Linked DNA regions of Homo sapiens: region 1 is linked to region 2. The links are chromatin contacts, found by Hi-C or POLR2A ChIA-PET in ENCODE. All regions are on one chromosome and are shown on one strand. The core of a region is the stretch at or near the end of the contact, and the rest is flanking DNA. Distances in the headings are between cores, read along the strand shown. Region 1 overlaps DLGAP1 (DLG associated protein 1). Region 2 holds the start of GAPLINC (gastric adenocarcinoma associated, positive CD44 regulator, long intergenic non-coding RNA).

What was found. Hi-C counts contacts between places; a loop is a spot of excess contacts on that map. ChIA-PET counts read pairs that join two places held with the same protein, here RNA polymerase II (POLR2A). Pooled maps may share reads with other maps.
Region 1: POLR2A ChIA-PET joins it to region 2 with 14 read pairs in OCI-LY7. The contact joins the enhancer-like site here to the promoter of GAPLINC in region 2. A Hi-C loop is called at or near these places in 6 of 168 maps with a recorded cell type or tissue (B cell, CD4-positive, alpha-beta memory T cell, PC-3 and 3 more) and 4 of 50 pooled maps. POLR2A ChIA-PET finds 5 or more read pairs at or near these places in 18 of 52 experiments (A549, AG04450, BJ and 14 more).

What each region holds. Positions count from the first base shown.
Region 1 is chr18:3,496,833-3,503,937 of GRCh38, reverse strand. DLGAP1 (DLG associated protein 1) reads left to right here. Exons shown (of 13, transcript NM_004746.4): 12 at 1,293-1,445; 13 at 4,544-7,105. The coding sequence ends at 4,753. Among named protein-coding and RNA genes, the nearest start is that of GAPLINC, 34 kb to the right of the region's middle. Within about 2 kb of position 4,805, at least 3 of the 41 ENCODE cell types and tissues checked have a DNase peak (open chromatin) inside an H3K27ac peak, as active enhancers do; they include OCI-LY7, where a contact is called at or near this core.
Region 2 is chr18:3,463,511-3,469,693 of GRCh38, reverse strand. GAPLINC (gastric adenocarcinoma associated, positive CD44 regulator, long intergenic non-coding RNA) reads right to left here and starts at 3,444. Exons shown (of 3, transcript NR_110429.1): 1 at 3,337-3,444; 2 at 2,398-2,567. All of the region lies in intron 2 of LOC105371965 (a long non-coding RNA gene), which reads left to right. RefSeq lists enhancers at 1-556, 2,254-2,941.

The DNA.
Region 1 (7,105 bases), core at 3,556-6,055, 33 kb before region 2:
TTTCAGTAGAGATGGGGTTTTGCCATGTTGGCCAGGCTGGTCTCGAACTCCTGACCTCAGGTGATCCACCCACTTCGGACTCCCAAAGTGCTGGGATTACAGGCATGAGCCACCACGCCCAGACTTCATTTATTTTTATTTTGAGGTAGGCCAATAATACTGGTGCACCCAAGGACTTAAAATGTCTTTCCAATCCATTATTTTGATGGTCTTCAACCTTGTACTTTCCAAAATTCTGATATCATTTTTATTAGGGGTTAGTTTTAAAAGCATACACTGGCCTCGTGTTATCATAGGACATGGAGTTTCACAGTCTGTCCAGTTGCCTGAAATACCAAGAGGTCACCAAAACAGATACCAGCTAGGATCTCTTGACATATGGAGGCTGCCACCCGTCTAATCATGAATGCCTTTAGCTACTGCTGCAGGTAGTAATTAACAAAGAGTATGATATTTTCAGTCTCCTAGCTGTGTTTTTCCTGTCTTAGGGCATATAAATTCAGGTTTATATGTTCTGGTATCAGGGATATGTGGATGGGGCAAAGAAAGTCAATCCTGAAACACTGAAGAATGTTTACTATCACTTAGCAAATGGGTCATTACAGACATATAGATGTAGAGATGTATGTAGAGATAATGTGTTCTCACATTTGCTATATTATTTTATGGTCAATTTAAAATGAATGAATTTTCAAATGATTTTGTCAAAGCAGTCATATGATAAAATTACTTCCTATGATAAAATTACTTCCTATATTAGTAAACATCTTAATTATTAAACACATAGTGCTTGGAACATCCAATATTTTATTACTAATCATTTGTGTTTTACTTAACATGAATATTTAAACTAATCTTATTTTAGATTCCTTATCTGTTCTCTGAATAAATTGTATGGCATGTAGTGGAATACAAACTCTAATAATAATACACTGTATTTTTTTTTTCAGAAATGTCATTTTCATTTGAATATGGTGTTTTAAAATACGTCCTGTAGTAGATCACACATTCTGGAATTTTTCATATGTTTAGACCCTTCCCCCATACCATATTGAATTGATAGATGTGGTATCACAACAGAAGAGTTTTACAACCTTGACATTTGAGAATCACTGACTCAAACGGATGAGTGTATAAAATTAACATTTGTAACCTCACTTTTACCTCGTGTCGGAAAACCAAAAGGAACTAGTCCTCCTTATGTTGTTTGAAATATTTGAAAATGCCTTTTTGGCCCTGTGCTTGTCAAGAATTGCTTCTAAAGCATGAATGTTTTTCTTTCTCTTGTGCAGAATCCTAATGCTCATCCAAGACCCACCTCCCAGGATTTGGCGGGGTTTTGGGACATGCTGCAGTTGTCCATAGAAAATATTAGTATGAAATTTGATGAACTTCATCAGTTAAAGGCCAATAATTGGAAACAGATGGATCCTCTTGACAAGAAGGTAGAACAATGTAGATTTTGTATGGTTCATTTAAAAACCTGCACAAACACTGGACAGTCTAAATAGGCTTCTGCATTCAGTCCTGCTGTTTACAATGTGAAATGGAGCTGATATCATATTAATTTCATTGTAATGACAATGTTTACATAGTAATCATTTGGGATATTATCTGTAATATGTTTCAGGCATATTTTTAAAGAAAAACCTGTCTTTGTGAATTGGAAAATGGGAATGTGGCTTTTTTTGTTAATTAAACTTTAAGTTAAACCATTTTAGTCACTGGAAGGAACTGCCTCCATTTTGCTTTTTAAACTAAAATAAATGACATCTTCAGTGCATGAATCCATAGAACAAGAGTTCAACTTCCTTACACCCCTAGGATGTGTTTTCAAGAAAAATAGGATGCCCTGAAAAATAACTGACTTTGATAATCATTTCATAAATATAGTAATAAAGAAATTACTGTTGTTCAAGTCTAAAAATATATACCATAAAGTTTCACAGTAATTACATAAATGTTGGGTTTTTTTTTTTTTTTTTTTTCAAAACAGTTTTGCTTTTGGTTGATTTGCCTTGGGGAATATTGCTCACTGGGGTCCTCATGCATCAGTTTAGAAATAAAGACTTAAATTCTTTTACTTTAATTAATCAACTCTAATTTTCACATTTGATTATGGTGTTCCACGAGGCTCACACGGGTATCCAATGTCCAGCTCCCCAGGCTGGCATGTCAAACGTGACTTTTTTAACCCTTTGCTTTCCTATGGCCTCAGGTCAAATAATTCCAAGAGAATCAACCTCTGAAAATTGGAATGGCTGTTCCCTTGAAATGCTGGTGGCCCTGTTCTTTTCAGGTCCCCTCACCTACCAGAAAGCTAACAGCAATCTAATCCATTCTGCTACCGCATATCATGTTTTCAGGGTTCTTGGGGTCAATGGTCTCCCAGGAAAAATCCAGTCCCAAGGGACCATCTGTAAGTGACAGGAGGGTGATGCTCTCATCACTGTCCCCCGTTTCCAATTCTGTCACCATCAAAATGGGGGTCGTAGTGTTAAGTTGGAAAGTACTGTTGATGTACATGTGGCCTCTCACTTGGGAAGCCAAACATTTGTACCCAATCTAGTTTTCTTTAATCTGTGTTTAAAACTATCTGCTAGATAAGCTTTAAATCAGTCTTATTTTAAGAAAACACTACAAATGCACACATACTGGTAATTTAGTTTCCAGAGCTGATGCATCTAATTTTTTTTTTTTTTTTTTAAATAATCATTGTTGGCTGGGCATGGTGGCTCATGTCTGTAATCCCAGCACTTTGGGAGGCTGAGGCGGGTGGATCACTTGAGTCCAGGAGTTCAAAACCAGCCTGGGCAACAATATGGTGAAACGCCGTCTCTACAAAAAGTACAAAAATTAGCTGGGCGTGGTGGTACACACTTGTAGTGCCAGCTACTTGGGAGGCTGAGGTGGGAGGATTGCTTGAACTCGGAGAGTTTGAGTCTGCAGTGAGCCGTGGTTGCGCCACTGCACTCCAGCCTGGGTGACAGAGCGAGAGCTTGTCTCAATAATAATAATAATAGTAATCATTGTTTAAAAAATCCAAATGTATAAGGAAAGGAAAATGACTAAAAAATATCCAATATTCATATTTCTAAAAATATCCACTGAGTTATTCCACAATGAAGATTTAAAATGTCTAAAAGAAGAGATGCTAAGAATTGATATATGTAACCTATTGATATTTACATAGTAAATCATTAGTTAGCTTGATTTTTACGGTTTTTAATGGACTTTGCCTGTGATCAGAGCTTTTCATCACCCCATGAACCTGAGGAGAAAAATGAACAAGCACAATCAGAGTTGGGAGAATATAGTTTGCACTCCAGGCTCTCCTTTTTTCTCTTTTAAGCCACACAGACTCCACCTTAGACAGCCGGTGGGGTAGCTCCAGGGTGAGAAGTTGAACTAGGCACTTGCTCTGGCAAGCAGGGAGGAATTGCTGTGCTGAGCATTGGTGTTAAGATACAAAGAGTACTCTTTGGAGAATCACCGAAACTATATTTTAAGATAATGTTCACGCTTCATTTTATGAGAATGGAGGGTATTTTATTTAAAATGAAAACATCAGTTTTATGTGCACCCTTTCACAGTCTACAACTTCAACCTTCTTTGCCTAAAAATCCTTTGTGGTCTAGACGCCATTCTTTCCTGCTGCATTTTTTTTAATGCCAAAGAGATGACTGTCTTTTGTTTTTGCAGTGGCATTGAAAATATCCGCCCATTTCATAGTTTGCTGCTGATAAGAGGAATGACCTCTTTCATCCTGTGTCAACTTTTCATGGCACAGTTTCTGCCCCTGTGATTGGAATTGCTTCCTGGGCCACCACAGTTATCCCGAGGCCCCTAGTCAGAGTCACCTTGGAACTGACTTAATTAACTCTCGAGTGTAGGAAATATCAATGGCCTCCCTCTCCCGTGACCCTGTATATTGTATATTGCTTGTGTGTTCGTGTGTGGTGTGCAAAAGGGTCTAACCTGGTGTAGCACCAACAAAGCTAAAGAACACAATCTGATATCTCTTCTTCCTCCTCTGTTTATTTAGGTTTGGTGGGAAGGGGACGGTGGGCGGGCCGGGGACAGAGCGGAGATGTTTTTAAGCTCTGAACCAAGCTTGCACCCGGTGACTTGCATCCTTAGAGGGGATGCAGGGGTTCTAAGATGCTGCTGCAGCCGCTGCTTCCTGGCCCATCTCTGGCACCAGGAGGAGTCTGGAGTCTCCAGAGAGAACCGCACTCAATGTGCTGGGAGCCGCAGGCTTTCCGCAGGGGGCCTTTAAAATACCCACTTCCTTCCCTTGGAGAGACCTAGTTCTGCAACCCAGCCTTACCCTGGGCCTTAAGCTTACCGGGATTTTTTTTTTTCTGCATCTTTTGAATGCCCAAGCCAGAATAATGAAGAAAAAAGTAGATATGCAGTGTGCAGATCAGAACTAACCACCCCTAGGTAAAAAACTGTGTGTTCTAACTACTGACCTATCCCAGTTTTTCCCAAGCTTGTCCTGAGAAGCTGTGTAATGTCCTGAACCTTCTGCTTTGATCAGGAGAGAAGGGCCCCTCCTCCAGTGCCAAAGAAGCCGGCGAAGGGCCCCGCGCCGCTGATCCGGGAGCGCTCGCTGGAGAGCTCGCAGCGCCAGGAGGCCCGCAAGCGCCTGATGGCCGCCAAGCGCGCCGCGTCCGTCCGCCAGAACTCGGCCACCGAGAGCGCCGAGAGCATCGAGATCTACATCCCCGAGGCGCAGACCCGGCTCTGAGCGCCCCGCAGCCCGGCCGCCGCCGCCAAGCATCTGTCCCCTCCTCCCCCGGCCGCTCCTCTGCCGGCTGCCTCTCCCCCTCCGAGCCCGTCCGCTCCCGAGCTCGGTGACTTCCACTGTCGCGGTGTAGTTGTCCACCTCGCAGGAGCCGCCCCCCGGGCCCCCCTCAGCCCCCCACTTCCCGTACCCGTTTGCCCATCTCCTTCTTCACCGAGCTTCGCCCCCTGTCCTGATGCCGTCGCCCTGCCTCATACTGAGATCCAACCCTTTATTTTCTGGGCAAAGCCAAACCCACCTGTGTAGAAGTGATGCCTTTAGGTCACCCGCCGTCCTCAGTTCTCTCGAGCTAGTCTGTTCAGCAATATAAAACCATAGGGTATTTCAGAAATCCAGTATCACAGGGTGATCCTTTGGGACTTACCGTCTTCCACGTGAAAGAAACTAGGCCTCCGATTCCCTTTATTTCCCCTAAATGGTTATTCTTTTAAAAAAGCAGATGGAGCACTTTATTCCCAACCTCAGAAATCACACCATCTCACTGGAATCCATGAGGGACACAGAGAGAGGGGACCAAGCCTGGCCTGGGGGTGGGGGACCTGGATGTGTAGCAAGGATGGGAGAAGCGAAATCTGCAGGTGCTGGGGGCACCTGCACACTCACAGCTGCACAAACTGCCTCACTGTTACTTCATCAATCACAGCTTCAAATGTCTCAATCAGCAGAAGATTGTAAATTCGATCTTTCAGGGAAATTAATCTATTCTGAAAGGCAATAACATGAAGCAAGGCAAAGGAGGCACTGATGGTTTAGTATACTACATAAGGGATTTTTTTGTTCTATTATTAAGAAAATCTAGACCTGAAATGTTTTCTCAACTCTTATTGTACTGTGTATATTTATATTGTTGTCGTGGCGGCTGTTTTTAAAGGGAAAGTGTTGGTTCTATTAATTTGTTAAGTGTCCATCCAGGTGGGCCTACCTGATTCCACATATATAAGTACATATCTGCTTATAAAGCGCTGTAAATGGCAGCAAGGCTGTTTTTGGAGAAGAGTTTGGGTTTTCCTACCATCCCTTTGAATGCTACACATCCGTCTATTTTAACCCAAGTAGTTCGTATTTCAGATATATTTTCTCCTTTCATCTCCTCTCACTACTGCAGAGTCCAGTAATACCTAGCATAGGATTCTGTCCTGTGTCAAATGGCTAAAATAAATTTTTGCCCCAATAGACATGCTGCCTCATTCAAAAGAGCTGCCGCTGTCATCTTGAGGTTCCAGGTAGTGAGAGAAGAAACTCGACCTGCCAGGGTCAACAGCCATGAAGAGGTGGGGGGAGTCATGATTCATAAACACTGAAAGAAGTCAAGGCTTTTGGCAGAGAGTGTTGATTTAGATTTTTAGTCTTGATTGATGGGCAGTATGCATCGGTGTCTAGCTGAAGTTGTCTTTAAATGCCCTTACTCGTCACAGTTTAAACACTTAGGATGTGGCAATCTTAAGTATCAATGGCATTTTATGTCCAGCTAACATCCTAAAGCATTAGAAATTAAAAACGAAAGACTTTTAAAAACATACATCAAACATGCTTGCACCAGAGAAGCTTTTTAAAATAATACACTCTCATAGCCAGGTGCTAATTTAATTTTACTTATGAAATTAAGAGAGGTGATGGGTTCTAGCAACAGATATTTTCACGGACATATTCTAAAACCACTAGAGAATTCGCTACCTCTCAGAGCCATCGATGCTTTGAGCTACCTTTATAAACAGGGCACAAATGTTTACTGCTGTGGTTTACAAGAAAAGGGCTACTCACTTATTTTGAAACCAACGAACCAACTTTTAACTAGGGTGAACAAAGCACTCAAAGTGCTTTGTGAAATTGGAGCATACAGAGATTTTGAGCTTCAAGTATTTGCTAGTTTTAAAAAGAATACACCTTTTCTTTACCTTGTAGCAGCAATTAAAAGTCACACAAAGCTTGCATCGAGTAGGGCCAACTGCCACTTGGGTAGCCTATGGTCACATTCAATACTGAGAATGACTTGGAACTCACAGATTAATATGAAAGAAGCAGCGTTCATCCCAAGACCCATGCTCACAATTACAGCTCCGTGCCCTGAGGTAGAGTTGAGATTTGGATTAAGAAATAGATTTCTAATACGACTCAAGATCATCCTACAATATTTTCTTTGGAAACTAATTTAGCCCATGATATTTTAAAGAGAGACAAGAGAAGGCCTATTTATCTTGTCTAAGTGAACGGCATTTGTATATTCATAAGCTATTTTTGGTAAGAATTTTAAATCTTTTAGCTCAAGGCCTACAGGGCATCATGATCTTTGCCTTC
Region 2 (6,183 bases), core at 2,195-4,694:
CTAAGCTCAGTTCTCTTCCTTCTGTATCGGGGGCAGCTTGGGTTACTGCATATCGAAATCACAAAAAGCAGATTGAGGCTTCTTCAGAGTGTTCTACTTACGTGAGCCCAGAGGGAGAAGGAGAAAGCAAATTGGAGGCTCTGAGTGGTTAGCCCTTTAGTAATAAAGAACCGGTGTTGGGCCAGGTGCGGTGGCTCACGCCTGTAATCCCAGCACTTTGGGAGGCCGAGGCGGGTGGATCACAAGGTCAGGAGTTTGAGACCAGCCTGGCCAACATGGTGAAACCCCGTCTCTACTAAAGATACAAAACATTAGCTGGGCGTGGTGGCACACGCCTGTAATCCCAGCTACTCGGGAGGCTGAGGCAGGAGAATCACTTGAACCCAGGAGGTGGAGGTTGCAGTGAGCCGAGATTGCGCCATTGCACTCCAGCCTGGGTGACAGGGAGAGACTCGGTCTCAAAAAAAAAAAAAAAAAAAAAAGACCTGGTGTTGTTTTCTGCATTATAGGAATGATGCCAGTGGTAAAAAAAAAAATCACGCAGCTTGGTTTCAGGGATGATGATGACCTCATCAGCACTACAACAGCCACCACTATCTCCAGCCTACAGCCCCCGCCTGAAGCCCTCACACTACTTCCTTGTATAACATCATAGGAGAGAAGTAAAGACAGCATTAAGGATCGGGGGAAGGGAACTTTACTGCTGCTGTTGTAAGAAACTGGAGAAAGGCAGACGAGAGGTGTGGGAAATAGGCGAGGCCAGGACCCAGCAGGACCACCTCAGAGGCGGACTTGGGGACAGTCACCTCCCAGGCGGCAAGTGGAAACCGGAGTCAGAACCTGAGCCAGGTAGATTTGCTCATCTAAGATCCAACAATAACATGGATTTGTAGGTCAATCAGCTTTGCTCTAAAACTCTAAAGAGGTTCTACATTGTTACCTCATTTAATCCTCAACAACCTTGAAATTTAGGTATCTGTTTTTTTATATAACGAGAGATGAAGAAGCCCAGATTTAGAGATGCCAAATGACTTGAGCAGCTACAGAAGTTCAATTCTCTTTCCCCTGTTTCCTTAGTGTTTTTTTTTTGAGACAAAGTCTCACTGTTGTGCAGGCTGGAGTGCCATGGCACAAATTCAGCTCGCTGCAACCTCCGCCTCCCAGGTACAAGTGATTCTCATTCCTCAGCCTCCTACTGATGCGTAGCTGGAACTACAGGCATGCGATACCATGCCTGGCTAATTTTTGTATTTTTAGTAGAGACAGGGTTTCGCTATGTTGGCCAGGCTGGTCTTGAACTCCTGACCTCAAGTAATCCACCAGCATCAGCCTCCTAGAGTGCTGGAATTACAGATGTCAGTCACCGCGCCCAGCTCCCCAGTGGTTCTAAAATATCTCCCAATGCAATGTAAAAAATGCATCAATTTTTTAAAATTCCAAACATGGGAGTGTAAGACTCTGGAGCAGAGTTAAGGGAAATGTGCCTGGAAAGGGAAATAAAGCCCAAGGGCAAGTATGAACCTGTCATTGAGAGTAAAAAGGATGAGAGGCCAAGGGCAATGGCTCATGCCTATAATCCCAGCACTTTGGGAGGCTGAGGCGGGAGGATCACTTGAGCCCAGGAGTTTGAGACTAGCCCCGGCAACATAGAGAGACCCTGTCTGTACAAAAATTTTTTTTTTGAGACGGAGTTTCGCTTTTGTTGCCCAGGCTGGAGTGCATGATGCGATATCGGCTCACTGCAACCTCTGCCTTCCGGGTTCAAGCAATTCTCCTGCCTCAGTCTCCCGAGTAGCTGAGATCACAGGCACGCACCACCACACCTGGCTGATTTTGTATTTTTAGTAGAGATGGGGTTTCTCTATGTTGGTCAGGCTGGTCTTGAACTCCCGACCTCAGGTGATCCCCATGCCTTGGCCTCCCAAAGTGCTGGGATAACAAGCGTGAGCCACTGCGCCCAGCCTGTACATTTTTTTTTTTTTAAATTAGCCAAGTGTGGTGGTGTGCACCTGTAGTCCCAGCTACTCAGGAGGCTGAGGTGGGAGGATCACTTGAGCCTGGGATGGTGAGGCTGCTGTGAACTATGATTGTCCAGCCTGGACAAGTGAAACCTTGTCTCAAAAAAAAAAAAGGGTAAGAGCTCAACTTTTCGAAAAAATACCCATGCTATCTGACCTACCACCCTGGCTTAGTAAAGGGTACTGCCATTATGTTTCTAGCTCAGAGTTCTCAATCCACTGCCAAAGCCTCAGTTACTATCACCCAAACCTGTTATCCAGGTGTCAACTTCATGGACAGAATATGTTGCACTTAGCAGCTGCATTACGACAACAGAGTTCCCCGGAACTGAATTGTTGTTACTTCCAGCATTAGACGCAGGCATTAATTTACATATACCTGCATACACATCACTGTAAACGTGCCTGAGTCCAGCTTCTCCTTTTGCAGAGAGATTTGATAGCCCCTGGATGTGGATGCAGGGCTTCACACCTGATGCCTGGGATGATCATCCATAACGCACAATGTGGAAAATGCCCTTCCAGGAAACCAGGCTGCTGTGTGTGAACCTAGTGAGCAAGCATAGAAACAGGAAGGCTGAGATTAGAGCCTGCTCTACAGCGTTTTGATGTTTCCTGAGCCACTGCTGAGGCTCTGAGAGCTGATCAAAGGTACCTCTGCAGGCTCAAATTAACACAGAGTTGGTGAATCAGGCCAGCACCTGCCTGCAAATAGCAGCATATTTCACCAAATCAGGTTAATCTTTTCATCAAGGCAGGAGGTGGCAATCCTTTCATAAAACCTTCACAAGTTAAGTTTATTCCTGTTGTACCTTAGCTTTCTGAAGGAAAAGTAATGAATGGCCTGTTCAATTTTCTTCCCTTGGAGGTACGTATTTATTTTAAAGCTGATCTTTACCTCATGGTGTATACCATTGAAGACCTCCAGCCCTAAAGAACTTGCCTTGTTTCAAAAATGGTGGAGGTTTTGGGGTTGAAAGAGAAGAATGGGAAGGCATTGTCATAAATCTTCACTTTCCTTTTAATGCAGGTGGGATTTATAACTTCAAGTATTTGTATAAGAGCAGTACCTCACCTCTGTTTGGGGAAATATAGCTAAAAAGCCATAATTTTTGCAGAGAGAAAGCAGAAAGGCGCAGCACAGAGTAAACTATAGCCACTGGATAGATCTAAAGATTCTAACAGAGCTCAAATAAAAAACAGAAACTAACTTAAAAAAAAAAAAAAAGGTACTAGCCTAAGGCTGCAGGCTCAGAAAACCGATACCTACAAAGGGAAATGAAATGCATCGAATAATAGATTAAGTGTTAATACTTACGCAGAGAAGCTTCAAAACAGATTTCTTGCCTTGGAGGAGTTCATTATTTCAGGCATTGGCTAGTCATAAGACTTAGGAAACCAAGAGGATGTGTCAGATCCTGCAAGTCTCTCCAAGAAGCAGATGTGGTCACAAGGAAATGGAATGGGGGAGGGGAGGGAGGAATTCGAGAGAGCAGAAAAATAAGTTGAGATATTTGGAAAATAGAGCTTGCATATGATTATCTGCCAAAGCAACCCCCAAATTTTTATTGAACAGTATAATAAAAATGGAGACAGTTCCAAGTTGTTTCATTTCGGGGATAGGGTGTGGAAAGAGTGTGAGCAAACAGAATCACCCCATGACTGGGGGCCCCATTACAGCTGGTAACCACAGACAAGCTGAACTTTGAAGAGTGTCAGTTTCCTCAGCTACACAATGGGAATAACACGTCCCATTAGGGTTGTGAGGACTAAATATGTATATGTGGTATTCAACAAATACAATAATAATATAATAGATAATAATTTAATATAAGGTGTTTGATAAGTACATCTTTTCCTTCTCAAATTAATCCAACACTTTCACTTCAATACTGGGTTTACAGATGATACCAGAAAATAACACTATAATGGAAAGAGCTATTGTTATTTATCTATTTGTTTTTGAGATGGAGTCTCATTCTTGCCCAGGCTGGAATGCAGTGGCGTGATCTCCTCTCACTGCAACCTCCGCCTCCCAAGTCCAGGCGATCCTCCTGCTTCAGCCTCCCAAGTAGCTGGGATTACAGGCATGCACCACCATGCTCTGCTAATCTTTGTATTTTTAGTAGAGATGGGGTTTCACCATGTTGGCCAGGCTGGTCTCGAACTCCTAGCCTCAAGTGATCTGCCCACCTTGGCCTCTCAAAGCCCTGGGATTACAGATGTGAGCCATCACGCCTGGCTGGGCTATTTTTTTGTTTAAGTTTCTTACTTTTATTTTTTCAATTAACAAAAGTATATATTTATGGTATACAACATGGTGTTTTGATATGTGTATACATTGTGAAATGACTGAATCAAGCTGTTAATTAGAGAATTTAAAATAAATGATGTTCTAGATTGTGTAGATTTATTGTACAAGCAGGCTAGGGGAAAAAATGTTTTGTTCGTTTTGTTTTGTTTTGTTTTGTTTTGAGACAGAGTCTCGCTCTGTCGCCCAGGCTGGAGTGCAGTGGCGCGATCTCGGCTCACTGCAAGCTCTGCCTCCCAGGTTCACGCCATTCTCCTGCCTCAGCCTCCCGAGTAGCTGGGACTACAGGTGCCCGCTACCACGCCCGGCTAATTTTTTGTATTTTTAGTAGAGATGGGGTTTCACCGTGTTAACCAGGATGGTCTCGATCTCCTGACCTCGTGATCCGCTGGCCTCGGCCTCCCCAAGTGCTGGGATTACAGGCGTGAGCCACAGCACCCGGCCAATGTTTTGGTTTTTTTTTTGAGACAGTGCCTTGCTCTGTTGCCCATGCTGGAGTGCAGTGGCGCAACCACGGCTCACTGCAGCCTCAAACTCCTGGGCTCTAGCAATCCTCCTGCCTCAGCCTCCCAAGTAGTTGGGACTAAAGGTGCACACCACCATGCCTGGCTAATTTTTAATTTTTTTGTAGAGACAAGATCTCGCTATGCTGCCCAGACTGGTAAGCCCCCACGCTCAGCTGGGAAAAGATGTTGACTAATGTAATACACTTGGGCTTTTCACAGAATCATTCAAGTAAATCAAATTTCAAAATGAAAATCAGGCTAGGCACAGTGGCTCACACTTGTAATCCCAGCACTTTGGGAAGCCGAGGCAGAAGGATTGCTTGAGCTCAGGAGTTTGGGACCAGCCTGAGCAACACAGCGAGACTTCATCTCTATAAAATTTTAAAAGCTAGGCCTGGTGGAGCTCACCTGTAGTCCTAGGTACTCAGGAGGCTGAGGCAGGAGGATCATTTGAGCCCAGGAGTTCAAGACTGCAATGAGCTATGACCACATCACTGCATTCCAGCCTGGGTGGCACAGCAAGATCCATTCTCAAAACAATAACCACCACCACCAAAAAATCCCTGAAAATCATTGGAAAGAAATTAAAAGCAATAAAACATTAATAATCAGACTAGGTAACAGTCAAAAAGTTGTTTTGACTTGTTAAACAGGATAATTTTTTAAAAGAGGCATATGTAAAAATTTAAATGTGTACCTTTTGTTGCATTTCAACCTATTTACAGTCTCTGAAAGCCTTATCCTCACATTACAATTTATATGGAGATAATTTATGCCTTTAGAGTATTAAAATATATATTAGCAAAAATTTGAGACAAGATAGGAGAATTGAATTTGTCCTAAGATCATAAGTTAGAATGATCTGATCAAATAAGAATATGTTCAAGTTTCAGTAATTTTCTTTATAAAGAAAATAATTTGGAGGCTGGGCACGGTGGCTCACGCCTGTAATCCCAACACTTTGGGAGGCCAAGGCGGGTGGATCATTTGAGGTCAGGAGGAGTTCAAGACCAGACTAGCCAACATGGTGAAACCCTGTGTCTACTAAAAATACAAAAAAAGAGTGGGACGTGGTGGCACACGCCTGTAATTCCAGCTACTTGGGAGGCTGAGGCAGGAAAGTCACTTGAACCTGGGAGGTGGAGGTTGCAGTGAGCCGAGATTGAGCCACTGCACTCCAGCCTGGGTGACAGAATGAGACCCTGTCTCAGGAAAAAAAAAAAGGAAAATAGTTTGGAATATTTTTAAAAAACAAAACAAGCTGACACTTCCTAGAGTAACAATTTATCTTCTGAAATCCCTCCATGGTTTTATTTTCCTTACCTCTATGTTAAATATTTGTCTATAA